Linked DNA regions of Homo sapiens: regions 1 and 3 are each linked to region 2. Evidence: chromatin loops called from intact Hi-C (ENCODE). Cell type or tissue: endothelial cell of umbilical vein. All regions are shown on one strand. Each heading gives the region's core, and the rest is flanking DNA. Links, peaks and the distances in the headings are about the cores only. Region 1 has its middle 22 kb from the start of LINC01738. Region 2 has its middle 120 kb from the start of LINC01738. Region 3 has its middle 30 kb from the start of LINC01738.

Region 1 (5,694 bases), core at 1,359-3,858, 140 kb before region 2:
CAAGTTGGATCCATGCCTGTCACCTACTAGCTGAGTGACCTTAGGCAAGTCACTTAACCTTGCTGAGCCTCAGTTAATAATAGCAATAATCCCTGCCTCTCGGGTGGTTGTGAGGATTAAATGAAAGTGCTGGGTGGGACTGCTTTGTTAATGGCAGGGCGCTGTGCAAATGTTAGTTCTAATTATTCTCTACAATTATGACTGCTCCGCGGGAGGTGCGTGTGTGAGCGAGGGTAGGGAAGGCTGTGCATGTGGGGAGGTCTGTGACCAGGCTGTGTGTGCATGTGTATTGTGTGTGGGTGTGTTTGGAGAACTGGGGCCATTAGAAAAACCATCAGCCCTCTAAGTTGTTCTTTCTTTTGCTAAACTCAACCTGCCAGGCTGACATCGGAAGCCGGAATTAGTGGGAAGTCTGGGGGGACGGGATTAGCAGCTGAACTTTCTATTCCTGGAGACCCTCTTTTCTCAGGAGGTCAAAGCAATTTCCATATATTATCCTGCTGGCAGCTTGGGAAGGTCAGGGAAACAGCAAACACATGACGTGCATTCCTCAGATGGAGAAACCAAGGCAGGAAGGGCAGCTACTGTGGCCCCCTGCCGTACTCCTGTTTGAACCACCATCTGAAGGACTTTTCTGCCACCTGGGCCTGGCCTGCCTGGCTGGCAGCGGTTCATTCATTTGAGTGCTTATTGCCATCCCCTTCACCCCTGTTTCCAGCGCTGGGCTGTGAGTGTTCCACCAGAAGGATTAGAGCCAGGACCCTAAGTCCCTGCTGACTAGATGCATGCAACCATCGGAGGGTCTGACTTTGGCTCAGTGTTCACCTTTCACTCCCTGGCCAGGCTGTGGCCCTAACTCCCCTCCAGCAGATCTTCAAGTTCAGTTCTCCTCCAGAAAGTTGGCCTGACTGTCCTATCTGGCAGTTGTAGAAGTCGTTCTCCTCTGAGCCACAGGTGTGAAGGGACCAAGAGGAAGGGGGCTTGGAGGCCCAGCCGCATTGCTTCTGTTGATGCTGAGGGCCAGCCCAGAAATGTTCTGTGAAACTGACCAGAATAAGAGCAGCCCAGACAGAGGTAGTGTGAATGTGGAGCTGGTGAACTGAGAAGCCTCAGAGGAAGTTCTCTGAAGGGTTAGAGCAGTGACTGTCAAAGTGTCATGCATCACCTGGGAACTGCTGATTCTCCTGCCCCACACCAGAACTAATGTGTCGGAACCCTAGGGGAAGGGGCTTAGCAAGTGTTTTAGCAAGGCTTCTAGTTGATTCTGATGCTCCAGCAGTTTGAGAACCACTGGGCTCAAACTGCACCAACTCCCTGCACCTGCAGCCAGGCACCTGTCTCCCCAGCTAGATCTCAGGAAGCCCCACCTTCCCCACACTGGTTTTTGTTGGCTCTGAAGACAGCCCTAGACTCCGGGTCTTGCAGATGGGGAAGGTTACAGCTTTCATCTCGGGGTCTGTGTCCCCACCTGTAAGGAGGAGGAGGCCTCCCAGAACCTGTCCAAGGCCCTGGAGAAAAGTTGCTGAATTGCAGGACTGTGGGCAGCCGGCAACACAGTGCTGGGCTCATGTCCCAGCAGCAGCCCCAACCCTGAGCTCTCGGTTCTCTGGTTAGCCACGGAGGTATGTAATCCTCGGTTTGCCGCCCACCCACCACCAGCTGGAGTAGTCACACCAAATGCCATCCTCCCTGATTAAAGCAGCCATGGCGCTGGTACCCCGCGCTGGACTCAGTGCTCCAGTCGCCTGGCCCTGGTTCGTAATTCACCCCTCCCCCAACAGTCCTAAGAGGCGGGGTCCTCCCGGTTTTACAGATTCAGAACTGAGACCCAAAAATGTTCTGTAGTTTGTCTGAGACCTCACAGCCTGTTCTAGACTAGAATTTGAACCCGAGTCTGTCTGACTCCAAAGCCCTCTTCCTTAAACCTCGGTGAGAGCCAGACCCTAGCCTGGGAGCCGGGTGCACGTGAGGGGGGAAGCAGATCCAGTCTGGGTGCTGGCTCCGCTACTCGCCAGCGAGTGGCCTTGGGCCTGCTTCGGTTGCCCCATCTGTATAGTGGGAATAATAATTATTGCCCTGCTGGCCTTACAGGACTCCTGTAAAAAATCAAGGACGGGGTGGAAGCGAGTGGAAAACTACCGTGGTGTTCAAACGCTGTGACTGGGTGTCCCATGTGCTTTACAGCATACAAAGCGTACGGTATACAAAATGCATCCTCGTGTGGTCTCAGGTCACCCTCTCCGCAGCTAATCGATCCTCGCCTGCGCAATCATTGAGAGAGAGGAGTCAGATGCCGCGTCCAAGTCCAGCAGGACCGCGGGACACGGGTCAGCCCAGCAGCCGCCTGCGCCTCCGGCCACGAACGCAAGAGGGCGCCATGGGCCTGCAGCGAGCCCCGGCTGCCCGACCCGCAGAGCGCAACCTCTCTCGCGCTCCGCTTCGCCCCGCAGCTTCCAGGCTTCGCTCAGGGCCTGGAGGTGCGTGGGGTTCCAGGGGCGTCCGGGAGGGATGGCGGAGAGTTGTGCAGTCTGAACTTGAAATTTGAAGTCAGAAAAACCAGCTGCCTCTTACTGCTGTGTGACCTCTTGTGAGACGTTTGGCCTCTCTGAGCTTCATTTATAATTATAGGAATATAATTATCTGCCGCCACGCCAAGCCAGCCCGCCGCAGGCACCTAGGCCCATAAAAAGAGATGGCTAAGTCTGGCTCTCAGTGCAAACATTCACACGTTAGGATTCATGTAAAGCCCTTTCTCCTGCTCTCCCCGCCCCCACCCCCGTGTACTCAGCATCTGAAGCCCCTCCAGCGAGGTATGAATGGTCTCTGCATTCTCATTTTTTGGGCGCGCAGACTAAGGCTCAGGCTGCTCTTTCTGGGATCATGTGGCTCATCCGGACAGAGACTGGCTGGCCTTCCGGCACCAGCACCAGACTCCGACCCTTCCAGGTCCCGCGGCCTCGGCGCCAGCCGGCATGGCCTGGGAGAGCGGGCCTCGGCGGCGGGGTGCTGGAGAGTCGCTTCCAATCTTCCGCAGACACCGGGTTGCTCCGGAGGCCAAAACAGTCGGAGAAGCCTAGGGGCCAGAATGCTCAGCCCCACCCCGCCCGGTCCCCGCTGAAGGGCAGCGAAGGGCAGCGGGTGTTCGGCCCCCAGTTCTGGGCTCAGCCTCTGGCCCGACTGTAACCCGCCATCCCGAGATTGCCGGGCCGCAACGCGCGCCCGCGTGTGTGGTCGGGGCTCGGTGGCTCTGGGCACTGACGGCGCACCCCGATTCCCGGGTCTCGTGGGTGCTCCTGCGCGCTCTCCCCTAGCGGTCGGCTCGAGCTGCGCCAGCAGAGCCCCTCCACTGCGGTGGGACTGCCAGGGTCAGGCCGGGGGAGGGGCGGCCCCGCGGCCTAGCCCGCGCCCTCTGCCGCGGCTGTTTGCACACATGTAATTAGCGCTAATTATCCCGGGCTTTCAGCTCGCCAGCTCCCGGCTTGAGAGCCGCGCGCCCGGTGTGAGAGCGGCCCGGGAGCAGCTGCCCCTACGCGCGAGCCCTCTCCGCCCGGGCCGGGGACACTGCGGCTCCATCCGAGTCCCCGGGACCTTGCGTCGTGTATCTGTGTGTGCCCGAGTGCCTACACTAGTGCTGGCTCGCGAGCGTCTTTGTGTGTCCGCCGCTGTGTGTTTGAAGATGCCGCCGGGGAAGGTTCGCGGGAAGCCGACGCAGATGGGGAGAGGAGGGGGTCTCAGGATAGCGGTGGTGGGGATGAAATGGTTCTCAGCTGCTAAGGAAGGAAGCTCTAGCGCCCCACTCCCTCCAGTCTGCCGCGAGTCCTGCGTAAACAGGACCCCCCGGGGCCGAGAATCCCGGGATTGCTGCTGTAACCGCCCAGCCCAGGCGTTGTCAAGCCAAACAAGTTTCCCCGGCCCCTGAGCCGTTTCGTCCCTTCTAGAAGGCCCCCGGTGCTGCCACTGCCTGCTTGAACGGGCCACCAGCGCGCCTTCCTTCTACAGGTGGCAGGGCCAGGCTCTGAAAGGTTAGGGCGCTGGCCCCGGGAGCCGCAGCAGGCGGGGGGCGCCACCCCCAGAGCCGGATTCAGGCTCGCTAGAGCTCAGAGGGTCGGCTGGGGCCAGGGAGATCGCCTCCGACTCCCAGGTCCTCTTTTCTCTCTGATCTCAGAACCCCAGCCCTTGCCGACCCGGGTGCTGCGTACTCAGCCCGTTCCCGCCGCGTCCCTCCAGCCCTCTCCCAAGGGCCAGTTCACCCTCCTCCACTCGGAAAGGAACCAGAGAGCCAGGGGGAAGCAAGCTCAGCCCCAGGGGCCTTAGGCGGAGATGGGGGCGTCAGCCTAGGTCCCCGGAGCCGGGTTTCTCAGCACACCCTCCGCCCCTCGCCGCTAGAGCGGCCCCTGGCCTTCCCCTCCCTGGGCACGGCATCCCTTGTCCAGGCTCCTGGGCACGGCATCCCTTGTCCAGGCTCCTGGGCACGGCATCCCTTGTCCAGGCTCCTGGGCACGGCATCCCTTGTCCAGGCTCCTGGGCACGGCATCCCTTGTCCAGGCTCCTGGGCACGGCATCCCTTGTCCAGGCTGCTGGGCACGGCATCCCTTGTCCAGGCTCCTGGGCACAGTCTCTTCCGGCCTGTCTCTCTCTTCCTCTCTGACCTGCTTCCCCGTTTCCCCGGTGTCTCGCTGTGCCTTTGCCTCTGTCTCTGCCTCTCATTTTCTCTGCCTCTCTCTCATCGGATCTTTGCCCGCGAAGCTACCCCCATCCCCCGCCCCCGCAAAGGAACACACACGGGCAGAATCCGCCTTTGCAATAAAAAACGACAACTGGGAAACAGTGAATTAAAAAGCATTAACTTAAAAACAAGCCATGTGTCTGCAAATACGTTCCAAATGACAGCCCTTTGGGAGTAGGGGTGTGTCGGCCACATGTTCTGGAGCCTCAGACGCAAAATGTAGGGGGAGCTCAGTGACTCGCGGTGTACCCCTCCTGCTAGCCACCTGGGACAGCGGGATCTGGGGGGAAGGGAGTCTCCTCTCCACCCTGTCATGGACCCCTACCGGGTCCCCTGGACCCTTTTAGCGTTCTGGCATCTGCTGGTCCCGCCTACTCCCTCCCCACCCCCCCCCCCCCACAAACTTTCCCAACGCTGACCTCAACTCTCCTTTTGCGCCAGCCCTCCCCGTCCCCACCCCACTCACATCGATTCCACCTCCCCCCATCCCAAGTCTTCCACCCCACACCCCTTGTTGCACCAGAGGCCTGCCCTGACCCACCCTCATTCTGCCCTCCTGCCCCTAGACCACCCAGCAGTCCTGGCTCGGAGAAGTGGTTAGAACCAAAGATTTCCTTGACCTGAAGAGACTCCCCAGGGAACTGAAGGCAGAAAGGGTGCTGCCAGCCCCACGACCTGCAGCTGCTGTGTCCTGCCCATGCTAATCAAAGATGGTGTCTCCAAAGGCTGGCCTCTCCCAAGGTTGCACAAGTAGGCTGCTGCCTTTTGAAGCCCCTCACCAAGACAGGACCTCCCTTCAAAGTTTCATCATGCTGCCCCCTCTCCCCGCCCCCACTTATTCCTAACAACCTTCCTTAGCCTTTTTCTCTGGAAACTGGAAGAACTGGAGTACATCCACTAGGCTTAATTACAGAAGATAGGACTGGGTGGGGGCCCAGATTTCTACTTCACCTTCAGTGTCTTCTCAA
Region 2 (5,694 bases), core at 2,135-4,634:
CACACACGCAGTGCCAATGTGTTAGGACTTATGCACGCTCCCCACCATGAGAACCAGCCACCTCCCTGGACCAGCCGCCCCCTAATTCTTCCAATGTGGCTGAGAGCTCTGAGACTCTGAGGGAGGGAGGGCAGGAGGGAGGAGAGGGAGGGGCGAGACCACCTCTGCTGACAGCTCGTTTACAGCCCGCCCATCAAGTGCACGTTCCCTAAGGAGACTGGCCTCTGGGAGCAGAGAAGCTGGGGGGCCAGCTCACAGCTACCAATGACACATCACAGGCACCGGGGGAGGCCTGACCCCTGTCACTCAGCGTGGTCCTGGGGACTGCCACAGCTGGACAGAACCAGGAAAGTCTGGGTTGTCCTCACCAGGCAGCAGAGGCCTGGCAGCTCTGGAGCAGGCCTGAGCCCGAAAATAACAAACCCTTAGCCTTCCAATCCCGATCCAGCCCCACGTCTTGCCAGGGCAGCCAGCAGGTCTTGGTACCACAGGGCTGCTTGGGCTGACGGGGCAGGTCCAGGGCCAGCAAGATGGAGAGGAAGATTAGGGATTCAGAGCTGCCTCCCACTCCTGGCAGCTCATGTGGCAGGTCTCCATGGGCAGCATCTGAATGAGTGAGGCTGTGGGGATTGCTCATTAGCATGAGAAGACCGGGCTTCAATTCCAAGTCTCTCACTGGCTTGCTGTGTAAGCCTGACTTGGACTCAGCCTCTCTGGATCTCTGAAGAAAGAGGGTAAGAATGTTTCTCTAAAAACAGTAAGACTAAGGTTCCCAAGAGAAAAGGACATCGAGGCAACTGTTTGCCATCTGACTCCAGGTCCCTCACTCTAATTCACACTATCGTCGAAAGCTGAGCATGAATTAGGATGGGGGCGGTGGGAGGGGCTCAACAGACATGAACTCAGAGAACAGTCATTGATGCTTATATAGGGTGAGGGCTGGACAAGACTGGGGACAGTGAGCTGAATCAACCTCAGTCCTTGCCCTTCAGGACCTCCCAGTCTGTTTAAGGACTGATTGTGACAAAAGGTATCTGGTGAGTGTGACACTGGAGGCACAGACATTTCTTCCAAGAAAAAAGTAGGAATGGGCCTTCAGATTCCACAAGAGAAGCTAGGAAATCACCTTGGGGAGATGGCAGTTACAGCCCTTCTCTTATGGTGCATGGTACAGAGCAGGGACCCAGGGGATGGATGGATGATGGACGCGTGGGTGGATGGATGAGTGGTAGATAGGTGAAAGGGATGGTAAATGAGGCAGTGGGTGGATGATAAGTAGATAGATGATGACATAGATGGGTGGATGGATAAATGAGTGGGTGGGCAGATGAATGGTTGGATAAGTGAGTAGATGGATGAGCAGATGGATGAATGGATGGATGGATGGATGGATGGGTGGATGGATGGATGGATGGACAGATGGATGGATAGATGGCCAGATGTAAGAACAAATATTATTGAACTGATTCTTACAACAATTCTGTCAAATAAAAGAATGAATGTGACAGCCCCCTACCCCAAGTTATCAAGATGAAAAAAGTGACTTGTTAAGGTCATATGGTAAATTAATGGCAAATCCAGGACCAAAAATCAAGGCTTCTGACTCCTGTCCAGTACTCTTCCCACTCTATAACCCCTACGTATTTCATTCTCTTATTCCCCTCCTCCTCCACATAAATAGTTATGGCAAGAGAAAAGGAAAGGAAAATGAGAGGAAAAGAAGAGAAGGAGGGAGAGATGGAGGGAGGGAGGGAAGAAGGAGAGAAGGAGGGAGGGAGGGAGGAAACCCATCATGACTTTGTGGTAAGGGTCCTGGGATCATTTGATTTGTCTTGGCCTCTTTCTCTATTAGTAAAAATAGGCTTAGATCACAGACAGGAAAAGTGCTTTGAAAGGCATGAAAAGCCCCTGCAAATGGGAGGAAGAAGAGAGTCATTTCTGTCATAGCTCCTCACCAACTGAGTGATGCCCCTTGGCTTCCAGGCAGAAATGAATCCGAGGGCCCAGGGCCCAGTCAGGAGAACAACCCCACTGACTCTTCATCCAGGACCCCACTCCAGCATGGAGGCTGGGAGGCAGGGGCAGGGGAGAGGGTGTGGGAACGACAAGCATGGCCCTGGTGCTGCGCTCTAGGTTCCACCCCCGCTGCTCTTCCCCTTCCTTAGTAGGTAAGTGGCTAGAGCATGGATGCTGGAGCCAAGAGCCTGGGTTAGAATTTAGGCTTTGCCCCTTCTTATCTGCGTGGCCTTAAGCAGGTCCCCTAATCTCCCTGTGCCTCAATTTCCTGATGTGTAATGAGGTGCACTTGCCTCACAGAGTTGTCACAAAGATTAAATGATTTAACATACACAAAGGGCTTAGAGCAGCACCCCACACATAAGAAGCACAATTACGTGTTAGCCGTTAATACCATCTGAGGCTTCTCCTTGGTGTTGAGTCCTCCAGGAAGCTTTCCTGACCCCACAGGCTGGGTTACACTCCACTTTGCTCCCACAGGCTACTGTGCTTCCCTCTAGCAATCCCCTTATCTTCCTGTAGTTAAGTCCTATTCTTGAGCCCACTTCACAGAAAAGGAAACTGAAACTCATAGAAATTAGATGACTTGTCTCTTTGCCCTGATCATCCATCCTTGGCTCAAACATCTCCAATTAGAGGAAAATCCCCCCCTTCCAACCACCGCATGTATCCTGGGCAGGCGGTACCATCTGAGCTGAGTTTTGCAGGGTAAGAGTTAACCAGGAGAAAGTGGGGCCTGAGATAGGAGGTATTTCCAGCAGACGCCAAGCAGGATAAAGCAGCCAAGGTGAGAAACTCCCAGTGTGTGAGGTACCTCTAGCAGTTAGGTGGTGCTGGAGCACAAAGTGAGGTAGGGTGCCAGGAGGGGACAAAGATGGAGAGGTGGGCTCTACCACATCACCACGGCCTGGGATGCCAGGCCAGGAGGCTCAGACATGAAGCTGCAGCCACAGGGAGGCCAGCAGACCGTTTTCAGCATCACATGGAAATGGCCAGATTTCCCTTGAGGGCCCTCAGTGAGCAATAAGCACTGTGCAAAGCTTACTATTATGGCTAATAATGGTTTATCACTCTGCACCATAATTGCCATTTACATGTCCATCTTCCACTAATTCATAAAGCCCACTAGGGCAGGTTGTGTGGGTCTCGCTCATCCCTGTGTCCATATGCTTGACACAGAGCAGACACTCAAAAGATGTTCTGTCAAATTATTAATAATTACTTAACAAGAAAAGGTAGCACATGATGCCAACTGTTGTGAGTTGTTTTGCAGAGAAAAAACTCTGGAGTCAGGCAGCCCTCAGTCCAAACACTGAAGCCCCAGTCTCACCGCGGAACGACCTTGGCAAGTCGCATTCCATCTCTGAGTCTCAGCTTCCTCCTCCTCCAAGTGAGTTTAATAATTCCTTCCTCTTGGGGTCAGGGTGGAGCTCCCAGCACAGTGCTTGACACACAAGTAGGTGACTAATACCAACTCAACAAATAGCAACTAAAAGAATGATATGAAGATATCTGGGCCGGGCATGATGGCTCATGCCTGTAATCCCAGCACTTTCGGAGGCTGAAGCAGGCAGATAGCTTGAGCTCGGGAGTTTAAGACCAGCCTGGGCAACATGGCAAAACCCCGTCTATTAAACAAACAAAAAAAAAGTAGCCAGGTGTGGTGGCTTATGCTTGTAGTCCCAGCTACTTGAGAGGCTGAAGTGGGGGGATCACATGAGACTGGGAGGTGGAGGTTACAGTGAGCAGAGATTGCACCACTGCACTCAAGCCTGGGCGACAGAGGGAGACCCTGTCTCAAAAAAAAAAAAAAAATCTCTCTGCACAAAGTTGCAAAACCACTGCCTATTTCAGACATTGGCAAACAGGAGAGAGAGTGTAAAGGGGCAGAATTTTGAATCTGAGAAATATAGATTTGAATCCTGGTGCTGTTCTTTCCTAGCTATGCAACCTTAGCGAAGTAAATGAACCTCTCTGGTTTCCTAATGTGTTCATTCCGGGCATTATCAATAATACCAATCTCAAAGAGTTACTGCATGGACTAAAGGAGATAACGGATGTGAAAGTGCTTTGTATACAAATGTGGGCGATTATTATTATCATGACAGTTCATAAAACCCGGGTGGAGATTTTTGTTACAAACAAGTTCTCTCCCATCCCACCAGCAGTCCAGGGGCTGGCCCAGTGCTTTGTTCCCAGGAAGGGCATAGCTGGAGGGGCCGGCTGGGTTGGGGCAGAGGCCAGGGCGGGCTCCTCACTCCCACCATCTGCACTGCGGGGTCAGCCCATCTGTCCAGCAGTGGGCACACATGTGGCCTCATCTGAGGGTATGAGGTCGTCGGGGTCAAGCAGGAGAAAATTGGGGGCAGATGAGGGGAAGGTTCCAGCTTATTTTTAGAAAAGGGGGAAAGAGAGGAAGACAGGAAGGGCCTTGTTCGTCAGTATTTCCACCATGTGGATGGCAGGCGGGAGGGTGGGCAGGCAGCCAGGCCAAGGCTAGAGACAAAGATGTGTCCACTTCTGCAGCTGCTGCCACAACCACCACAGGATGGCCATCCCCGCCCACCCCACCAGCCTAGGACTGGTCCCAAGCCTGCACCCTGCCCCTTGGGGGACCCCTCTCCTCCCAGAACAAATTGAATTAGAATGGTAAATCAGATTGAATTTTTAAATTAATTGATTTATTTTTAAATTAATTTTAAAGCATCATAAAGAACCAAGATTACAAATTCCATCCTTCAAACATGCATTAAGCACCTATTCCGTGCTATTTCTGTGTCAGGCACTGGGAATGAAATTAATAAATTTAAGAAGGTCCAGTTGGTGGAAGAGCCCCTAATTCCAGTAGCAAAGAAGGATTGGAAGTTCCGTGAAAGTACAGACTATGTCTGTCTTGCTCACAGCTGTATTTCCAGCGCCTAGCACATAGGCAGCACTCAATAAGCACCTACAGAATCAGTTGCAACTATCCAACCCAAGGCAGGCTGAGGGGTTATATAAAGACACAGACACAGAGCAAAAGGGACCTGCAGAGACTGCCAATACCAGCTGTGTGATCTAGGAAGGCTCCCAGAAGAGTTGGCAATTGTGAGCTTTGAAGGCTGGAGGAGGTAATGGAGAGTGTACAGTATAAGCATAATGTAGGAGGTGGGGAAGTTTAAACCATGCATGAGACATGCAAGTGGGAGAAGAAGACCCAGGGCAGGAAAGAATGGGTTTGGGAACTGTGTCCCCCTTTGTACATTCAACCTCAGGTGACTGCACAGCCCAGCCCTGTCAGTGCAGCATTCTCACTTCTAGCCCTAGCTATATCCAGTGGGAACTCTTGTAATACGGACCCTAAAGGAAACTGCATCAGTCCAGAGGTGTTGAGCTAGCAGGACCATATCTGGGCTAGAAGAGGGATCCACTTGTTGCAGTGTAAAGAGCCTGAGGGGTGGAATCTGATGGCGGCAAGGCCAATGGGCCCTCCCAGGACAGGGCATGCACAAAGTAGGGCATGGCACACTTTGTGCCCATAAGATGTACAAATCTCCTCCTCCCAGTCCTCCCTGGGGTCTTGAAGTCCTGGAACCTCTTGGAGTTAACCTGACCTGTGTCCTAACAGGTGGCACTACAGAGTGATTAAGATGGTGACTGTTACCACCCATTAAGAGGGTGAGCTAGATTGCTAAGACG
Region 3 (5,694 bases), core at 2,009-4,508, 88 kb before region 2:
GCACAACATGTGCATGGATAAAAATTTCATGTGCACTAATAATTAGCCATTTCAAAGTTATACAGGGAAAACGAGGCTTCTTCCCTGGTTTTGGCAGGCTCCCAAGTTTACTGCTCAAAGTTGAGCACCCTCAAAAGTTATTTGTTTAAAAATAATAATTGCTGACATGTATAGTATTTTATAGATGAAGCAATTGAAAGACAAAGAGATTAAATGACTTGCCCATAGTCACACAGCTCATAAGTGGAAGAGCTGGGATTTAAACCCAAGTAACCTGGCTACAGAATCTGTGCTCTTAAATATACTTACACACATTGCCTCTCAGAAAACTACACTAACATTTACATCTATCCTCATCTAAATATTGTCTGTTGATTTTGTATAAATTGAAGCATATTATATATATCAATCGTGATTTCATTCACTTAATAATATGCCTTTCAGTTCTTGCCTTACACCTTTTGTTTTGTTTTTCATTTGACATACTTCACACGCTTTCCTTAAATAAAGGTCTATCTCATTTTTTAATTAATCCGGTGGCTTCCTTGTCCTCTGGTTGGATGCTGCCAATGGGAGGCGAGGCAGGAGATTTGTATTTCAGCTATTTTCAATTTTTTGCTATTTTAAATAATATACAATAAATAACCATATTCATATATCTGTGCATATAAGGGAAGTCATATCTATGGACTAGATTCTTAGGGGTACAAAAGATATGTGCATTTTTAAAATGTGATGTCTTTTGCAAAATTGTCATTGAGGATGAATATCCTCACAGTCTGTTTAAATGCTTGTCTTTCTACGGTGTGTTTCATAAATTATTATTTTTTATTTTTGTAGTTAAAAAGTGCCTTAACTTTCATCTCTTTCACTGTGGAAGAGTTCAGCATCTTTTCAAATAAAACCATTGTTTTATTGGCTCCTTGATACTCCATCCTATGCCATAATTTACTTAGCCCATCTTTCAAAATTCACTATTAAAAATTGCAGTGTGATGATCATCCTTGTACATAAATATTTGTCTATATCTCTTAGTATTTCCTGGGAAAGATTTATAGAAGTGGAATTACTGAGTCAATAGGTACAGGCTTTTTTTTAGACTTTTGCTAAATACTGCAAATTGTCATAGAAAGAATTGGATTACCCTCCCACCAACAACATTTGAGAGAGCCCCAACCCACCTCCCTAGCACTTTTATCATTTTAAATGAGTGTCTACAAATAAGGAAAATGGGATCTCAATTTAATTTACATTTCTTTGATTTCTAATAGGCCAAATTAATTTTTTTCATATTTCTTGGCCATTTACATGGCCATTTCTGCCCTATTTCTAGTGGGATCTTAATGTTTCTTTTATGACAGGTACTACACCAAATGTTTCTAAGGAGGTCAAATCAACATGTTACTTATTAAATTTCTACCGTGCAGAAAGTACTGAACTAGGTGTTTGGAGAGACGTAAATGAGAGGCAATCATTATTCTTACAGATCTTGTGATTTAGCCTGGCAGACAAGCCCATACACAGAGAAAGCAATTAGAGGGCAAGCCAGACAGTCTATAATCAAGTGCTGAATGGGCAGCTTGGGGCTACGTGCTGTGAGAGCTCAAAGAGGAGAGAACAGACCAAGCAGGCACGGTCAGCGAAAGCTTCTTGTAGGAGGAGCCCCACGCAGGAGCTGTGACATTTAAAATATGACTGTTACACAGCGACACACATTTCTCTTTCCTCCAGCACAGAGGATGATGTCTCAATGGCTCTCTTAGCACTCTTCAAGGAAATCAGTCTTAAAGAGATAACTTGTTGGTCATTGCCAAGGCTCAGTCCAGCTAGCATTGGTTGACCACTGTCATCATCGCCATGGTAATGACAGTGACAGCACTGATATTTATTGTACTCTGACCATGGATAGGCACAGGGTACAATAACTTTATATTAATTAACTCATTTAAACTCCTGACAAGTCTGTGAAGTAGGTATTATTGGCACCCTTTTTCCAGATGTGGAAACTAAGATTAAATAAGTCACTCATAAGGGCATTAATGAAAGTGTCAGAGCCTGGTCTCTGGCCCATGTTTGTCCAACTCCAGCAAGCATGCTCACCATGCAGGCTTGCTGCAACTGCTGTGGCCAAAAACCTTTTCCACCCACCCAACACATCCCTTCTTCCTCCAACCAGAGCCTGAAGTCACACCGTTCTGGCACTTCCTTTGGCATGATTGACAAAGCCACACTTACCTTGAGGGGAAAAAATGAGAGTCACAGAAGTTCAGCAAAAACTCCCTGAGCATGTGCTAGGGTCAGGGTGAGGCACCGGAGTCCCCACCCGGCATGGGAATGACGGAGGAGTAGATGACCACAAGACTGGGAGAGGGGAGCACCAGGAGCTTGGAGATGGGGGTTGGGGGTGAAGCCCGGGTTGGGAAAATCTTCTTGGAGGACATGGCACCTGAGTCAGTGCTGAAAGATGGAGGAATTAGCCAGGCAGAGGGGCACTCTAGGAAGAGGGGACAGCCCAGGCAAGAGCCGAGGTGGAAGCCAGGGTAGAGGGGAGGGCAGATCACAGCATGCCCTTCATCACAGGGCATCACGCTGTGTCGTCCTCCTCTGTGGACCCATCTGTTCTGCCCAACAAGCTGTGTCCTCCCCCAGGGCAACGACTACATCTGACTCTCACCTGGGAGCCCTGCAATGACCTGAGGCCTGGCACATGCTGGGGAGGGGGTACACATGTGTGAATGAAGGACTTAATGACCAAATAGGTGGGGCTTGTCTGTGCAACCAGACTATGCACAACCTGAGGACAAAGACCAATGTCCTTCTTCATCTGTCCCTCAATACCATGTTGTCAAGCACAAGTCTGTTAGAATGTAGCACTAATAATTACTTTTATTAGAGCAAACTCTTACACAGTAACGATTTACAGGCCCTACTCTAAGTTGCTTTACACCTATCTTCTCATTGGATCCTCAGAAAAACTCTGCAGTATCCATTTTATATATCAGAAAACCAAGGCTCAGAAAGGTTGAGTAACTTGCATATTTAATGTCTCTCAAGTGTCACTTGAGAGACACTAAATAACAGAACTCTAAAGCACAGGTATGGGAATCTGGCTACACCTAGGTTCAGGTCCCAGCTGTACCACTTGGCTGCTGTGGAATCTTCATGACTTACATTCTCTAGCCTCAGTGTTGCCATTTGTGAAATAGTAACAATACCAACTTCACGGGTTTCTGGTGGGGAGCAAATTATATAAATGTGAAGCACCTAGTTCAGTGCTTGGCACATAGTAGGTATTCAGGAACTGGTAGCATCATTTTTGCCCTGCAGTCACGATAGCTCTCTTCCCAGGGAAGGGGGCCATGTGTTGCCCTCCTATTCTTCTTGGTCCCCTGTCTCCTCAGACACGACCTCCTCCTGCCCCGCATGAGCCACTCGCAGGAAGACGTGTGAATCAGATCCGCTCCGCTTGGGCCTGCTGTTTCCCAATCAGCAGACTTCTTCCATATAGAGCAATCTTTTCCATTGCTCCCCGCTGCCAGCAAAGACCAGCATTAGAGAGCGTCTTGGCTCCCATCGGAAGAAAAACAAACTTTGCAGAAAAATAAACACTTTTTTTAAAAGTCCCGTGGTTTTACATTCAAGACCTAATAGTTTTTCCTTTCTTTTTTTCCCAGATACCACAAATCTTCTGCTGGAGGGGAAAAAAAAGGGAGAGCGACCAAGGAGGGACTTCTAGATTGTTCTTCCATGCAAACATGACCCAAGATGGCTGCATTCAAAGTCCCAGGACCCATGTCTGTGCTACAGTGAGAACTCTCAGCCGCAGCTCCTTCGAGACTTGAGTCCTCTCTTCCCCACTCCTCCTTACTTCCATGGCTCCAGAAAGGGTAAGTCTGGGCACCTCTCCTCACCCTCTCCCATTGCTCCTGGGCTGTAATAGGCAGAGGCACAGGCATAAATGTCAGGGAGGCCCAGACGGAGGCTCTCGTGTGATAGGCCTGGGACAGCTCCACTCCAAAACATAGTTGCCTCCCCACAGTGAGGCTGGCTGGCCAAAGGCCATCCTGTTCCAGTGACAAGTCTAAAATAGGAAACCGTTTCTTAGAGAAACACGAAACCATTGCCTCTGAGAACACAGAGTCCCCCAGCAAAAAGAAACAGCCTCTGATCTGGAGGGCAATTTCTTGGCAGCCTCCATTCCACCCATCCCTCAACAGGGCAGGGAAGAGAAGGTCCAAGTGACCTGGGCACTGGCTGCATGGCCAGGGGGAGCTGTGCCCCTCATACATGCCTATGTTTGCTCATCCCGAGCCACCAATGTGTCAGTCTGCAGTGGGTAGCGGGAGAGACTGGTGGATGTGATGATTTAGAGGCAATACAAACAAGGCACCTTCTGCAGGAACCGACACTTATTAGGTGCTCTCCTCATCTCTGTTAACCCTGGTACCCATGGCTTCTGAAGATCTGGAAACATCCCGAGTAGTAGACAATATTTTTTGTGCATATCTTCACTGGTGAAAACATTTATCAAATTCTCTAAGGGGACAAATACCCCAAAAGGCTAAGAATCACTGGCTTTTTTATTCAACTTTTTAATTGAGAATTGAAATCCTTAGAAACAAGGACCTGTCTTATTCATCTTGGTGTCATCACAGTGTAGGAAAAGACCTGGCATTTTGGACGTCCAGTGGAATGAATGAATGAATGCGTGAATGAGTAAGTGAGTGAATGAATGACAGCTTATTCATTCAGGGACTTCAGAGCTTGGTAGAGAAACTATAGAAAAAATAATAAAAGGCAGAAAATGATCAAAGTCAAAGGAAATGGAAAAATAAAGAGTTGTAGAGGCTCTGAGTGGACATAAGTTTCTCTGGCAGGGCTGGCGAGGGGAAATGGCTGGCAGAGTGGAGCTGGGACAACTGGTGGGAGCCAAGGGAGGGGAGGTTCAGTAGATAAACTGGGGAGAGAGCTGGGAAGTCATTCAGGAAACATGGTGAAGAAAGAAATCACAAACTTTATAGAGACACGAACTTTTTTTTTTTAACTGTGGTTTTGCATATGAGGCCTAATGGTTTTTCCTTTCTTTTCCCATACAAGCTGTCCAGTTTGGCTAGAGGAGAGGATATGTTCGAGGAGTGGTGGGAAAGAGGTTTGGAAACAGAGGTTGGGGCCAAATCCTGGGGGGCCTCAGATGCCAATCTCTGCCAGCCCAGCCCTGAAGCAACAGAGCCATTTGGCACAGGGAGGAGAGGCTGAAGGGATGGAAGCCCAACCTGCCCCAGCTGGAGGAGCTCCAGCAGGGCTCCAAGTGAGGGATACTGAGGCAGCAGGGCCAGGGCAGGCTGGATGGAGAAAGGGGACAGATATGAGCGGCTGGAAAGGGGGACTCAGGCATCTGGAAGCTGACTTCATGTGGGGTTGATGAAGAAAAAGCTGTCCTTAAAGAGTCCTCTGGTTTTCCCCAGAGGCTGGTTATGGGCCATTTTTTGGACTCAAATAACAGCATATTTTAAAAGATAAGATTAATCTCAGTTATACATATATATAAAGCAAGATTTTTTAAATGAGCAAGACTGAAATAAATATGTGGAATAGGCACAAACTGATGTTTTCTCTAGTTTCGTCTGTGTTTCATGATTGCTTCCTAAGTCTCTGGTTTTCTCCCAGCCCTAAGCACCCTCACCCTGCTGCCTC

The links. Hi-C counts contacts between places; a loop is a spot of excess contacts. Peaks named below come from ENCODE experiments on the same cell type or tissue, not always from the same donor. Only the 100,000 strongest peaks of a DNase experiment are listed, where the experiment ranks them.
Region 1: a loop joins it to region 2, with 2.4 times the contacts of the local background. A loop is called at or near these places in 7 of 110 quality-filtered maps.
Region 3: it touches region 2 in a loop (4-fold over the local background); 6 of 110 quality-filtered maps call a loop at or near these places.

The regions. Positions count from the first base shown.
Region 1 is chr1:47,707,347-47,713,040 of GRCh38, reverse strand. No RefSeq gene overlaps it. Among named protein-coding and RNA genes, the nearest start is that of LINC01738, 22 kb to the right of the region's middle. RefSeq lists enhancers at 1,731-2,231, 4,018-4,984 and a silencer at 2,301-2,370. In endothelial cell of umbilical vein, for the core only: CTCF peaks have their summits at 2,365 (motif pointing right) and 3,309; a DNase peak (open chromatin) is centred at 2,370; H3K27me3 peaks cover 1,464 bases.
Region 2 is chr1:47,567,766-47,573,459 of GRCh38, reverse strand. No RefSeq gene overlaps it. Among named protein-coding and RNA genes, the nearest start is that of LINC01738, 120 kb to the left of the region's middle. In endothelial cell of umbilical vein, for the core only: a CTCF peak has its summit at 3,467; DNase peaks (open chromatin) are centred at 3,419 and 4,479; H3K27ac peaks cover 810 bases.
Region 3 is chr1:47,655,296-47,660,989 of GRCh38, reverse strand. No RefSeq gene overlaps it. Among named protein-coding and RNA genes, the nearest start is that of LINC01738, 30 kb to the left of the region's middle. In endothelial cell of umbilical vein, for the core only: no CTCF peak of the experiment used is centred there; a DNase peak (open chromatin) is centred at 3,499; H3K27ac peaks cover 1,227 bases.